2 separate regions of the Homo sapiens genome follow, and region 1 is linked to region 2. Evidence: chromatin contacts called from ENCODE Hi-C or POLR2A ChIA-PET data. All regions are on one chromosome and are shown on one strand. Each heading gives the region's core, a stretch centred on a gene start or an enhancer-like site at or near the end of the contact. The rest is flanking DNA. Distances are from core to core; before and after follow the strand shown. Region 1 overlaps CCM2 (CCM2 scaffold protein). Region 2 holds the start of PPIA (peptidylprolyl isomerase A).

The links. A loop is a pair of places that touch in the nucleus more often than their neighbours do. ChIA-PET counts read pairs that join two places held with the same protein, here RNA polymerase II (POLR2A). Pooled maps may share reads with other maps.
Region 1: a loop to region 2 is called in a pooled map, with 2.4 times the contacts of the local background. The contact joins the enhancer-like site here to the promoter of PPIA in region 2. A Hi-C loop is called at or near these places in 2 of 37 single-sample maps with no recorded cell type and 8 of 50 pooled maps. POLR2A ChIA-PET finds 5 or more read pairs at or near these places in 10 of 52 experiments (AG04450, Caco-2, H1 and 5 more).

Annotation. Positions count from the first base shown.
Region 1 is chr7:45,016,450-45,023,247 of GRCh38, reverse strand. The region is part of intron 1 of CCM2 (CCM2 scaffold protein); the gene reads right to left. Among named protein-coding and RNA genes, the nearest start is that of CCM2, 20 kb to the right of the region's middle. Within about 2 kb of position 1,432, at least 2 of the 41 ENCODE cell types and tissues checked have a DNase peak (open chromatin) inside an H3K27ac peak, as active enhancers do.
Region 2 is chr7:44,791,869-44,797,965 of GRCh38, reverse strand. PPIA (peptidylprolyl isomerase A) reads right to left here and starts at 1,285. Exons shown (of 5, transcript NM_021130.5): 1 at 1,173-1,285. The coding sequence starts at 1,241. LOC105375259 (a long non-coding RNA gene) reads left to right here and starts at 1,436. Exons shown (of 2, transcript XR_007060300.1): 1 at 1,436-1,898; 2 at 2,542-2,850. RefSeq lists silencers at 815-1,164, 1,185-1,454, 1,545-1,744.

The DNA.
Region 1 (6,798 bases), core at 183-2,682, 230 kb before region 2:
ACATTTAAAAAAAGAAGTCTGGGCCGGGCATGGTTCTCTCACTTATAAGTGGGAGCTAAACTATGGCTACACAAAGGCACACAGAGTGATATAATGGACACTGGAGACTTAGAAAGGGAGAAAGTGGGAGGGAGGTGAGAGATGAAAAATTACCTACTGGATACAATGTACGCTTTTTGGGTGATGGGTACACTAAAAGCCCAGACTTGCAGGGTGAGGTGGCTCATGCCTGTAATCCCAGCACTTTGGGAGGCCGAGGCTGGTGGATCACTTGAGCTCAGGAGTTCGAGACCAACCTGGTCAACATGGTGAAACCCCGTCTCTACTAAAAATATAAAAATTAGCCAGGCGTGGTGGTGGGCACCTGTAATCCCAGCTACTCGAGAGGCTGAGGTAGGAGAATCGCTTGAGGTCGGGAGGCAGAGGTTGCAGTGAGCCGAGATCGCACCACTGCACTCCAGCCTGGCCAACAGAATGAGACTCCGTCTCAAAAAATAAAATAAAAGCCAGACTTCATCACTATACAATTCACCCATGTAACCAAAAACCACTTGTACCCCAAAAGCTACTGAAATTTTTTAAAATTTAATGTTTCTTTTGAAAGAAAAAAGAAAAGCAATTCATCAGAAACTCTAAAGAAAAGGCCAGGCACGGTGGCTCATGCCTGTAATCCCAGCACTTTGGGAGGCCGAGGCGGGCGGATGACGAGGTCAGGAGATGGAGACCATCCTGGCTAACACGGTGAAACCCCGTCTCTACTAAAAATACAAAAAATTAGCCGGGCACGGTGGTGGGCGCCTGTAGTCCCAGCTACTCGGGAGGCTGAGACAGGAGAATGGCGTGAACCCGGGAGGCGGAGTTTGCAGTGAACCGAGATCGCACCACTGCACTCCACTCTAGCCTGGGCAACAGAGCAAGACTCCATCTCAAAAAAAAAAAAAAAAAAAAAAAAAAAAAGCTGGTCCAAAAAAAAATAATGATCCCCACATGAAACATACTAAAATGTGGCCTAATTCTGAACGCCAACCACAGCACAGATTAATAATCTCCATTTGTTCTCATTGCTTCACATTCACCTTCCAAAGTACAGATTTTGTGGCAAAAAGCTACATCCCCTCACTTACTGTAACCACACTACTTGACATACAATTCAGACTACAATAAAGTCCTAGGTGTGCTCCACTGCTATTGGACTGTCATTGCTTCTAGGTGTTTTCCATGCAGATAGCTAAGAAATACGTGACAGCTCTAATTCAAAATGAATCTAGCAAAATTTTTCCTTAAGTTCTTTAACTTTATACTTGTATCCTTTAAATTCTTACATGAAAAAAAGGTTGCTACCTACATGGTTGATTTCACATGCCACTAATGAATCATAACCCACAGTGTGCAAAACTGTGAGAAGACAGCTTCAACAGCTGTCACAGCCACGCAAGGCAACAGCAGGAACAATGACTCCACCTTCCTTCCCTCTCTCATCCCTTCCCCTCTCCTCCCCTCCTCCTCCTCCCTGTCTCATCTTCCCCTGCCCCATTCTCCTCCTCAGCTCCTCCTCCTACTCCCCTGCCTCATCTCACTCACTCTGCAAACTGCACTTCCAAAGGCATACCCAGGGGACAGGGAGATGGTGCTTGATGCATAGTTTTATTTATTTATTATTTATTTTATTTTATTTTTTTTTTTTGAGAAAGAGCCTCGCTCTGTCGCCCAGATTGGAGTGCAGTGGCGCGATCTCAGCTCACTGCAACTCTACCTTCCGGGTTCAAGCAATTCTCCCTGTCTCAGCCTCCCGAGTAGCTGGGATTACAGGCATGTGTCACCATGCCTGGCTAATTTTTGTATTTTTAGTAGAGTCGGGGGTTTTACCATGTTGGCCAGGCTGGTCTTGAACTCCTGACCTCAGGTGATCCGCCCGCCTCGGCCTCCCAAAGTGCTGAGATTACAGGCGTGAGCCACCGTGCCAGCCTATTTATTATTTTTTTTATTTTTTAGAGACAGGGTCTTGCTCTATTACCCAGGCTGCAGTGCAGTGGCACAATCATGGCTCACTGCATTCTCTAACTCCTAGGCTCAAGCCATCCTCCCACCTCAGCCTCATGAGTAGGCTGGGACTACAGGCATGTCGCCACACCTGGCTTTGGTGCAACAGCTTTAAATCCACCTGACCTCTGCCCTTCTGACACAGCACTCGATATTCTCGACCTCATGAGCACTAAGACCACCCTCAGACAGTGAGGGAGATTCAGGCAGGCAGTGACAGCTCCCCAGAAAGCTCTTTACACAGTGGGCACTAAGCAAGTGTTTGAAATAAATACCAAGGTAATAAGACTGTATTATTACTGCTAACACAGAAAAGCATACACAAACAGGAAAGCAACGTGAAAGACTAATAACAGTTGTTTCTAGTGGGTGTGATTTTTTTCATATAATATATTTTGCTACTTTCTTCTGAGATACAAATGTATTTTTTAGTAAGAAAACTTAACAAGTTCATTTTGGAAAATACTCAAAATTTTTAGCAAATACCACTTTCACCTAATAAAAACTGTTCTCTTGAGAGGTGGGTAAAGAAAAAAAGAATAAACCTTGGTTCTACCATACAAAACAATTTGTTAACATCTACTAAAATTACAAATGCACTTATGTTTCCCAGCAAGTGCATTTTCGGGAATTAATCCTACAGATGCATTACATACATGACAGGTTAGAAAATTAATTGCTTCATTATTTTTTAAGCAAAATGACAACCTAAAAGTCCATAGGAGGGCTGCTGTTTAAATACAGTAGCCCACAGATAAAAATGCCATTCCACCCTAAAGAAGAATAAAGAAACTATATATCTATAATGAAAGAGCTCCAAAACACACTGTCAAGAAAAAATAAACCCAAAGAAGTTCTTATTCCCTTAAGAGAGAAGTAGACTGTATCAAAATAACTTTCTCACAGACCGAGATTATGAACTCTAGATAAAATGTGAAAAACAATCTTCTAAAGACACTGGAGACAAACAAGAAATAAAAAAGAAGCTTGGAATTTATATGACCCTTGAAAGAAGGGAACATCACTGGGCAAGATCCACTTTTATATTGCTTTACTCCTGAGAGTATGCCCCAGTCTCAGAGGAGTGGAGCAGAGAAAAAAAAGCTGCAATTTTATTGGCCTGACAGGTTAAAGGAGGATTTGAGACTGCTAAAGAAGCTGGAAATTGAGAGGGAAATATAGGAAAGGAGGAACCCACTAAAAAAGGAACCCAAAGTCTGAGTATAAGGTCCCCTCAAATCTTTGGCTGAACCCTGAACTGCGTAAGCGGAGGTGAGACTCCCACAAGCCCAGAAAGGACACGATAGCTTGAAGGTTGAAGGAGCAAGCTGATGGCTGGGTGCGGGAGCTCATGCCTATAATCCCAGCACTTTGGGCGGCCAAGGCAGGAAGATCACTTGAGTTCAGGAGTTTGAAACCAGCCTGGGCAACATAGTGAGACCCCATTTCTACAAAAATAAAAATTAGCCAGATAGTGCATGCCTGTAGTCCTACCTACTTGGGAGGCTAAGGTAGGAGAATTGCTTGAGCCCAGAAGTTTAAGGTCACAGTAAACTATGATCACACCATTGCACTCTAACCTGGGTAACAGAGCAAGATCCGTCTCAAAAAAAAAGCTGAGATTTTAGCTCTCCCTAGCTGCAGGGTAGATAAGAGTTTGGAGTCCAAGTCCTGCCAAGTTAAAGGGGCTTAATCAGTACCTTAAACACTTGAGACTATCCATTTGAAACCCCACAAAGGCCACATCTTAGGAGTAAAACATACATTCCAGGACTAAGAAATTTACCCTAAGAGTAAGGACAAAGATCAAAACTGATCTACCAAACCAAAGTATAAAACCCAGCCAGGTGCGGTGGCTCATTCCTGTAATCCCAGGAGGCGGAAGCAGGAGGATGGCTTGAGGCCAGGAGTTCAAGACCAGCCTGAGCAACATACTGAGATTCCATCTATATTTAAAAAACTTTTTTCATTAGCCGGGCACAGTGGTGCATGCCTGTAGTCCCGGCTACTCAGGAGGCTGAGGCAGGAGAATCACTTGAACCCGGGAGGCGGAGGTTGCAAGGTTGCAGTGAGCCGAGATCACGCCACAGCACTCCAGCCTGGCCAACAGAGTGAGACCCTGTCTCAAAAAAAAAAAAAAAAAAAAAAGGCCAGGCGCAGTGGCTCACGCCTATAATCCCAACACTTTGGGAGGCCGAGGCAGGCAGATCATCTGAGGTCAGGAGTTCGAGACCAGCCTGGTCAACATGGCAAAACCACATTTCTATTAAAAATACAAAAATTAGCCTGGCATGGTGGTGCATGCCTGTAATCCCAGCTACTTGGGAGGCTGATGCAGGAGAATCACTTGAATCTGGGAGGCAGAGGTTGCAGTAAGCTGAGATTGCGCTACTGCACTCCAGCCTGGCGACAGAGTAAGACTCCATCTCAAAAAAAAAAAAAAGAAATTCTTAAAACTGTCAAATAAAAGACATTCAGTACAACAAAAATGACAGGTAACTTCTCAAGAGAAAAAATGGATGCCAGAAGATAATGAGTCTTCATCTTTAAAATGCCAAAAGAAGCTGGGCATGGTGGCTCACGCCTTGGGAGGCTCAGGCAGGCAGATCACTGGAGGTCAGGAGTTGAAGACCAGCCCCATCAACATGGTGAAACCCCATCTCTGCTAAAAATACAAAAAAAAATTAGCTGGGCGTGGTGGTATGTGCCTATAATCACAGCTACCCAGGAGGCTAAGGCAAAAGAATCACTTGAACCCAGGAGGTGGAGGTTGCAGTGAGCAAGATCACGCCACTGCACTCCAGCCTGGGTGACAAAGCGAGACTCTATCTCAAAATAAATAAATAAATAAATAATAAAAAATGCTGAAAGAAAACAGTCAACCTAGAATTCTATATCCTGTAAAACAGAGGTCCCCAGCCCCCAGGCCACAGACTGGTCTGGGTCCGTGGCCTGTTAGGAGCCAGGCCGCACACAGCAGGAGGTGAGTGGAGGGCCAGCAAGCATTACCACCTGAGCCCCGCCTCCTGTGAGATCAGTGGCTGCATTAGATTCTCATAAGAGTACAAACCCTGAACTGTGTGTTGGAGGGATCTAGGTTACGCACTCCTTAGAGAATCTAATGCCTGATGATCTGATATGGAAGTTTCATCCCAAAACCTTTTCCCCACTTTGGTCTATGGAAAAACTGTCTGCCACGAAACCGGTCCCTGGTGTCAAAAAGGTTGGGGACTGCTGCTGTAAAACTATCCTTCAAAAATGAAGATGAAATGAAGGTATTTTCAGATAATAAAAGGTGAAACAATGTGTCAGACCTACACCATGAAAAATTCTAAGCAAGGTCTTCAGGCTAAGAACTAAAAATAAAATCCTAAGCACTCCAACTGACTGAACAAAGCCTGTTTTGGTTCCAGCCATGACAAGATGCCTTGGGACGCACCTCATTATATTCCCTCCCTTTTGTAGTTCAGGCACAACTGACCAGCATTAATGTTAAAATAGAGACCACAAAACTGACAGAATGGACTCTGTGGCAATAAAATACCAAATTACATGCGTTCATGAAGATCATGGGGAAAAAAAGACACCAAATTATAAACAAGACCTACGACCGTGCCAGGTAAGGATTCAGCCACACAGTCTGACTCTTCAAGATCAACTCTGTTCTAACTGCCACAGGGTTCTTCTTTTTCTCTAGCAGCCAAACAAGCACTGTCCTGGATAAGCAATAGGAAAACAACTGCAACTCACCACCAGATGCCAACTGACCTCCTGTTCCACAAGCCAAAACTATAGCTGTGACTGTATAAGAGACTGACTTCAGTAACTCTCTCCTGACAAGAAGACCACCAGCCACAGACTGGTTCTAGCCAGTTTATAGAGGCTGTGCACTTGAGTGCCCTGTCTCCTTGCTTCACCTTTTGAGGTATGGGGCCTGAATATAATGTTGTCTCCACCTCAAAGTGAACATGGAATGCAAAGAACATGCCTGTCTGGAAAAAATAACTGTCAGATACTACGCTTAGTACCTGGGTGATGAAATAATCTATACACCAAATCCCCATGACAGATGTTTACCTATATAACAAACCTGCACATGTACCCCTGAACCTAAAAGTTCTTTTAAAAATGAATGTTTGGGCCAGATGCAGTGGCTCACGCCTGTAATCTCAGCACTTTGGGAGGCCGAGGCAGGTGGATCACGAGGTCAGGAGATCGAGACCATCCTGGCTAACATGGTGAAACCCTGTCGCTCCTAAAAATACAAAAAAAATTAGCCAAGCGAGGTGGCTCACGCCTGTAATCCTAGCACTTTGGAAGGCCGAGACAGTCAGATCACTTGAGGCCAGGAGTTAGAGATCAGCCTGGTCAACATGGTGAAACCCTGTCTCTACCAAAAATACAAAAATTAGCCAGGCGTGGTGGTAGGCGCCTGTAATCCCAGCTACTTGGGAGGCTGAGGCAGGAGAATCGCTTGAACCTGGGAGGCGGAGGTTGCAGTGAGCCAGGATCGCGCCACTGCACTCCAGCCTGGGCAACAGAGCAAGACTCCATCTCAAAAAAAAAAGATGCATGTTTGGGCCAGGCACAGTGGCTCATGCCTGTAATCCAGCACTTTGGGAGGCTGAGGCGGGTGGATCACCTGAGGTCAGGAGTTCAAGACCAGCCTGACCAATATAATGAAACCCCGTCTCTACTAAAAATACAAAAATTAGCCAGGCCTGGTGGCATGCGCCAGTAATCCCAGCTACTCAGGAG
Region 2 (6,097 bases), core at 36-2,535:
ACATGCAGTGTTTCAGTGCCTATGTGCCAGGCACTATGGACAGGGTAGGCAACAAGGAAATCGCTCTGTCCTCACGAAGACTGCATGAGGATCAATCTATTTTCGGAATAAGATCCCAAACTAGCCATTGGTGGCCTTTTGAGATGTGATTTAAAGGAATAAAACCACTAACATCCTATTTCGCTACTCCCTAAGGTCTATCCATGTTAACTGGAACGGAATCGTACTCAATATTTAACTTTGAAGACACGCGCCAAGTTTAGATACTATGCTATAATTACAACTGATCTTTAAGAACTCATTTAACGCTCTCAAAACTAATTAGGTAATCACTGGTAATCCACCTTGGTCGGAAGAGGCCTGCCTTGTGGCCAGTCGCAACTTGCTTGCTAGGCAGAGGGACAATCGGGAGGGGCTCAAGAGCGCCTCCCCCGCCAGCGCCGTCACTGCAGTGGAAGGCGGTCCTTGGGCACCAGCAAAGGCAAGGCCCATTTTCACATTTCCGCTTGGGGGTGGGGGACACGGAGGGACGTTTGGGGCACATGTATAAATATTCCTACTTTATCCAAATGGAAGATATTTCAAGTGGCAACCCGTCACATCCCAGCAAGTCTCCTTTTATAACATGGCCTCCCGGGATCTACAGGACCGAGCATGGACGGGCTCACACCGCGCCTCGATCCTTGAGAAAAACCCTCAAGCAAACAGCTTCCCAGCTCAGGATGTAAAGCACCCATGCCTGCCAGGGGACAGCTTCCCAGGAAGGCGGTCGCAAGCCCCCGCGAGCGTGCTTCTGGCTCCGGTCTGCGGCGCCCAGGCCAAGCTAGGGCGGAGCCCAACGACTCTCAAGGCGCGGACCTGAGCGCGGCCGCCGAGCACGTGCGTCGGACAGGACAGGGCGCGGCCACATGAGGCGGGCGGGCGGACGCGGGCCCCCTCCCCCAACGGCCTCGCAGCCGCCCCGCCTGCCTTTGTCCGCCGCCGTCCCGGCCTCCTCCCCGCGACTCGCGGACCTCCCAAAATGGCCCCTCGTCAGGAAATGGCGCCGCAGCCCGCCCGCGCTCGCCCCTCAAGCAGGGTCGCCCCGCGCCCGGGCCTTTGGGGCGCTACCACCCACCCCGACCCCGGCCCACTTTCTGGGCCCCATTCCCGCACGCCGCCGCCCGCCCGACCTCAAAGGAGACGCGGCCCAAGGGCTCGCCGTCGACGGCAATGTCGAAGAACACGGTGGGGTTGACCATGGCTAATAGTACACGGTTTTCCTCGGCGGTGGCGTCTGCAAAACGGCACGAGCCTGGCCTCCCGCCCCTTTTATACCACGTTCGGCCCCGCCCGCAACCCGGTCTCGCGCCTCCGTCCCGGCCAATCGGGTCTGCGACTTCGCCAGAGTGACAGTGCATCTGGCCTATAGACGGAAGCCGGCGCTGATGGGGACGACACATGAGGCGCGCGTGCGCGCTAACGCGCGGAGGCAGGTTCCCGCCTGCGGGCTCCGTCGCGGTGGCTGCGGCATGGGACTCGGGGCGGGGCGGCAGTACGGGACGCGGGGCACGGGGGAGGGTCAGTGCGGAACGGGGGTGGGCAGCATGGCGCGCGCACGCGGGAGACGGAAGCGCGGCGGCTCTTCGGCCGTTGTCAAGCGATGAGGCGCGTCTCCCCATTGCACAGAGGGGGCAACTGAGGCGAACGCAGGCCTCAAGGTCGCGCCGCCAGTCAAGGTCGACTGGGGTCCCGCGCCCGGACCCTACGCCTCCGCGAGCGGAAATGGGGATGGCGCGTCCCCGAGACCTAGGAGCAGCCTTGCGTCCGCATTCCGCGCGGGCAAACACCACGTCGCGTCCTACCAGGCAATGTCAGGAAGGAGGTTGCCTTTGAGCATCGCTGTTTTCTCTAACGAGGTGGGACAGGAGCAGTCTCCGGTTTTGAGAGATTATGAAATGCTTTCAAAATGCTCTACTTTCCGAAAATATCTTACACTCTGCTTGAATCTTCTTCAGGAGGAAGCCATTAAAACAGGAGCCTGGCCAGGCTCTTACCTGTGAAGATGCATTATGCACATTTTGCCCTCTTACTCTTTTTGAATCTCTGCTCCTGGTCTTTCCCTGCCCCCGCCCCGCCCAGCTCCTACCGCCCCCGCCTCGGGGCTGAATTGTGCTTTGATTTTTGGGTGAAAGATAAGTCACAATTTAAAAGCGAATTTCTTCAGGCAAAGACATTAATAATACTTTAATTAAAATGCACTTGTAGGCCAGGCGCGGTGGCTCATACCTGGCGCTTTAGGAGGCGCGGAGGCCAAGGCCGGGGAGGATCGCTTCATCTTAGGAGTTCGACACCGGCCACCAGCCTGGGCATCTTAGAGAGACGCCGTCTCTACAAAAAAATAAATAAAAATAAAAATTAGCTGGGCGTCGAGGCGCTCGCTACTCAGGAGGCTGGGCGGGGAGGATTGCTTGAGCCCGGAGGTCGAGGCTGTAGTGGGCGGTGATCGCATCACTGCATTCCAGCCGGGACGACAGAGTGTGACCCTCTCTCAAAAAATAGGCCGGGTGCGGTGGATCACGCCTGTAATTCCAGCACTTTGGGAGGCCGAGGCGGGAGGATCACCTGAGGTCAGGAGTTCAAGACCAGCCTGGACAACATGGTGAAACCCCATCTCTACGAAAAATACAAAATTAGCTGGGCATGGTGGTGCGCACCTGTAGTCCCAGCTACCCCCTCGGGAGGCTGAGGCAGGAGAATCGCTGGAACCCAGGAGGTGGAGGTTGCAGCGAGCAGAGATGGCGCCACTGCACTCCAGCCTGAGAGACAGAGACTCCGTCTCAAATAAATAAACAAAAATATAAAATAAAATGCACTTATGTGACTGGTGTTTTGTTAAGAAAACCTTACAAGGGAATTCATATATCCTGGGCTGTCACTTAAGTTGCAATATTAAGGATATTATTTAATGTTTCTTTTTGTTTTTTTGAGACAAGGTCTCACTCTCACCTAGGCTGGAAGTGCAGTGGTGTGTTATCGGCTCACTGCAACCTCCCCTTCCCGTGCTCGAGCAAGCGTCCCACCTTAGCCTCCCAAGTAGCTGGGACTACAGGCATGCACCCACACCCAGCTCATTTTGTGTGTGTGTGTTTTGTAAAGATGGGGTTTCGCCACATCGCCCAGGCTGGTCTCAAACTCCTGGACTCAAGCGATCCACCCGCCTCAGCCTCCCAAAAGTGCTGGGATTATAGGCGTGAGCTGCTGCACCTGGACGTTGTTTAATGTTTCTAAAACTCAGTTTCTTCATCTGCACAACCAGGATAGGGTTGTGGTGAGACAAAAATGATAATTCATCTGATAGATGAAGTACAGTTTCTGGCCTCTTGCCATTGTTAATAACCATGAGCCAACGTGTTAGGAATTTATTTATTTGAGATAGGGTCTCACTCTGTTGGTTAGTCTGGAGTGCAGTGGTGCAATCCTAGCTCACTGTAACCTCGAACTCTTGGACTGAAGCATTCCTCCCTCCTCAACCTCCCAAATGTCTGGGACTAAAGGCACAAGCCACTGTGCCAGCTAATTTAAATTTTTTTAACAGAAACTGGTTCTGGCTGTGTTATCAGGGCTGGTCTCAAACTCCAGGGCTTAAAGGATTCTCCCACCTTGGCCTCCCAAAGTTCTAGCATTACAGGTGAACCGCCATGCTCAGCCTGTGTTGGAAATTTAGACTATGTTGTTTTGTTCTCATCACCATCCCATTATCCCCATTTTACAGATGCGTAAAGTAAAGCTCTGGCTTCTTGTTCAGAGTAATCGCTTATGAGTGTTAGCAAAGCCAAACTGGAAACTGCTTTTTTCCCCCCCACTCCACATCACTTCTTGCTTTGTGATCTTAAGAAAGCCACTTGTCCTCATCTGACACTGAAAAAAAATGCCCAAGGCCTTCAGGCATAAATTCTTACCATTTCTCTCTCCATCCTAAAACGTAGAGCAGTTAGGAACTCCTCCAAAGAAGTAAATGAATGAGGCCGGGTGAGGTGGCTCATGCCTGTAATCCTAGCACTTTGGGAGGCAGAGGCGGGTGGATAATTTGAGGTCAGGAGTTCAAGACCAGCTTGGACAACATAGTGAAACCCTATCTCTACTAAAAATACAAAAATTAACTGGGCAGGGCTGGGCATGGTGGCTCACACTGTAATTGCAGCACTTCGGGAGGCCGAGGTAAGTGGGTCACTTGAGGCCAGGAGTTCAAGACTAGCCTGGCCAACACAGGGAAAACCCATCTCTACTAAAAAGTACAAAAATTAGGGCTGGGCACAGTGGCTCACGCCTGTAATCCCAGCACTTTGGGAGACTGAGGTGAGTGGATCATGAGGTCAGGAGTTCAAGACCAGCCTGACAAATATGGTGAAACCCCGTCTCTACTAAAAATACAAAAGTTAGCCGGGCATGGTGGTGCGCATCTGTAATCCCAGCTACTCAGGAAGCTGAGGCAGGAGAATCACTTAAGCTTGGGAGACGGAGGTTGCAGTGAGCTGAGATCACACCACTGCACTCCAGTCTGGGGGATGGGGTGAGATTCCATCTCAAAAAAAAAAAAGTAAATGAATGCATGAATGAATAATAAATAGGCTGGGCGTGGTGGCTCACGCCTGTAATGCCAGTGCTTTGGGAGGCCAAGGCAGGAGGATCGGTTGAGCCCAGGAGTTCAACACCAGCCTGGGCAACAGAGGGAAACCCTGCTTCTACAAAAAAATATGTATTTTCTTTTATTTTTTATTTTTATTTGTTTGAGACAGAGTTTCGCTCTTGACGGAGTGCAATGGCTTGATCTCGGCTCACTGCAACCTCCGCCTCCTGGGTTCAAGCAATTCTCCTGCCTCAGCCTTACAAGTAGCTGGGATTACAGGCATGCGCCATCACTCCCGGCTAATTTTGTATTTTTAGTAGAGATGGGGTTTCTCGTGTTGGTCAGGCTGGTCTTAAGCTCCCAACCTCAGGTGATCCACCCACTTCGGCCTCCCAAAGTGCTGGGATTACAGGTGTGAGCCACCATGCCCGGCCTATTTTATTTTTATTTATTTATTTATTTATTTATTTATTTATTTTTTGAGACAGAGTGAGTTTTACTCTTGAAGCCCAGGCTGGAGGTCAATGAATGGCGTGATCTTGGCTCACTGCAACCTCCACGTCCTGGCTTCAAGCAATTCTCCTGCCTCAGCCTCCCAAGTAGCTGGGATTACAGGCATGCACCACCATGCCCAGCTAATTTTATATTTTTAGTAGAGATGGGATTCATCATGTTGGTCAGGCTGGTCTCGAACTCCTGACCTCAGGTGATCCGCCTGCCTCAGCCTCCCAAAGTGCTGGGATTACAGGCATGAACCACTGTGCCCGGTCAAAACATTTTTAAAAATAAAAATTAGCCAAGCACGGTGGTGCATACCTATAGTCCCAGCTACTCGGGAGGCTGAGATGGGAGGATCACTTGAGCCCAGGAGGTTGAGGCTGCAGTGAGCCATGATGGTGCCACTACACTCCAGCCTGGGTAACAGAGCAAGACCCTGTCTCAAAAATAAAAATAAAAATAAAAATAAATACATCCGGCTGGGTACAGTGGCTCATACCTGTAATCCCAGAACTTTGGGAGGCCGAGGCAGGTGGATCACTTGAGGTCAGGAGTTCAAGACCAGCCTGGCCAACATGGCGAAACCCCGTCTCTACTAAAAATACAAATATTAGCCTGGTATGGTGGTGGGCTCCTGTAGTCCCAGCTGCTCAGGAGGCTAAGGCAGGGGAATCGCTTGAACCTGGGAGGTGGAGGTTGTAGTGAGCCAAGATCGAGCCACTGCACTCCAGCGTGGGTGACAGACTGAGACTTCGTCTCAAAACAAATAAATGAATACATCCTTGTGACTTGTCCTCCCTCTCGCTACTATTTGAAGTCCTGCCTTTTTGTCACCGTCAGCATTGTCACAGCAAAGTCCTAGTTCTTGTCATTTCATCTACACAGGCATGGGGTATGTACACTCAAGAATACAAATGTTCATGTTTTGTTTGTTAAGTGGGGAGCTGATATTCTGGGGGTTCCTTTTCTGACATTATCTGTTGAGTGGGA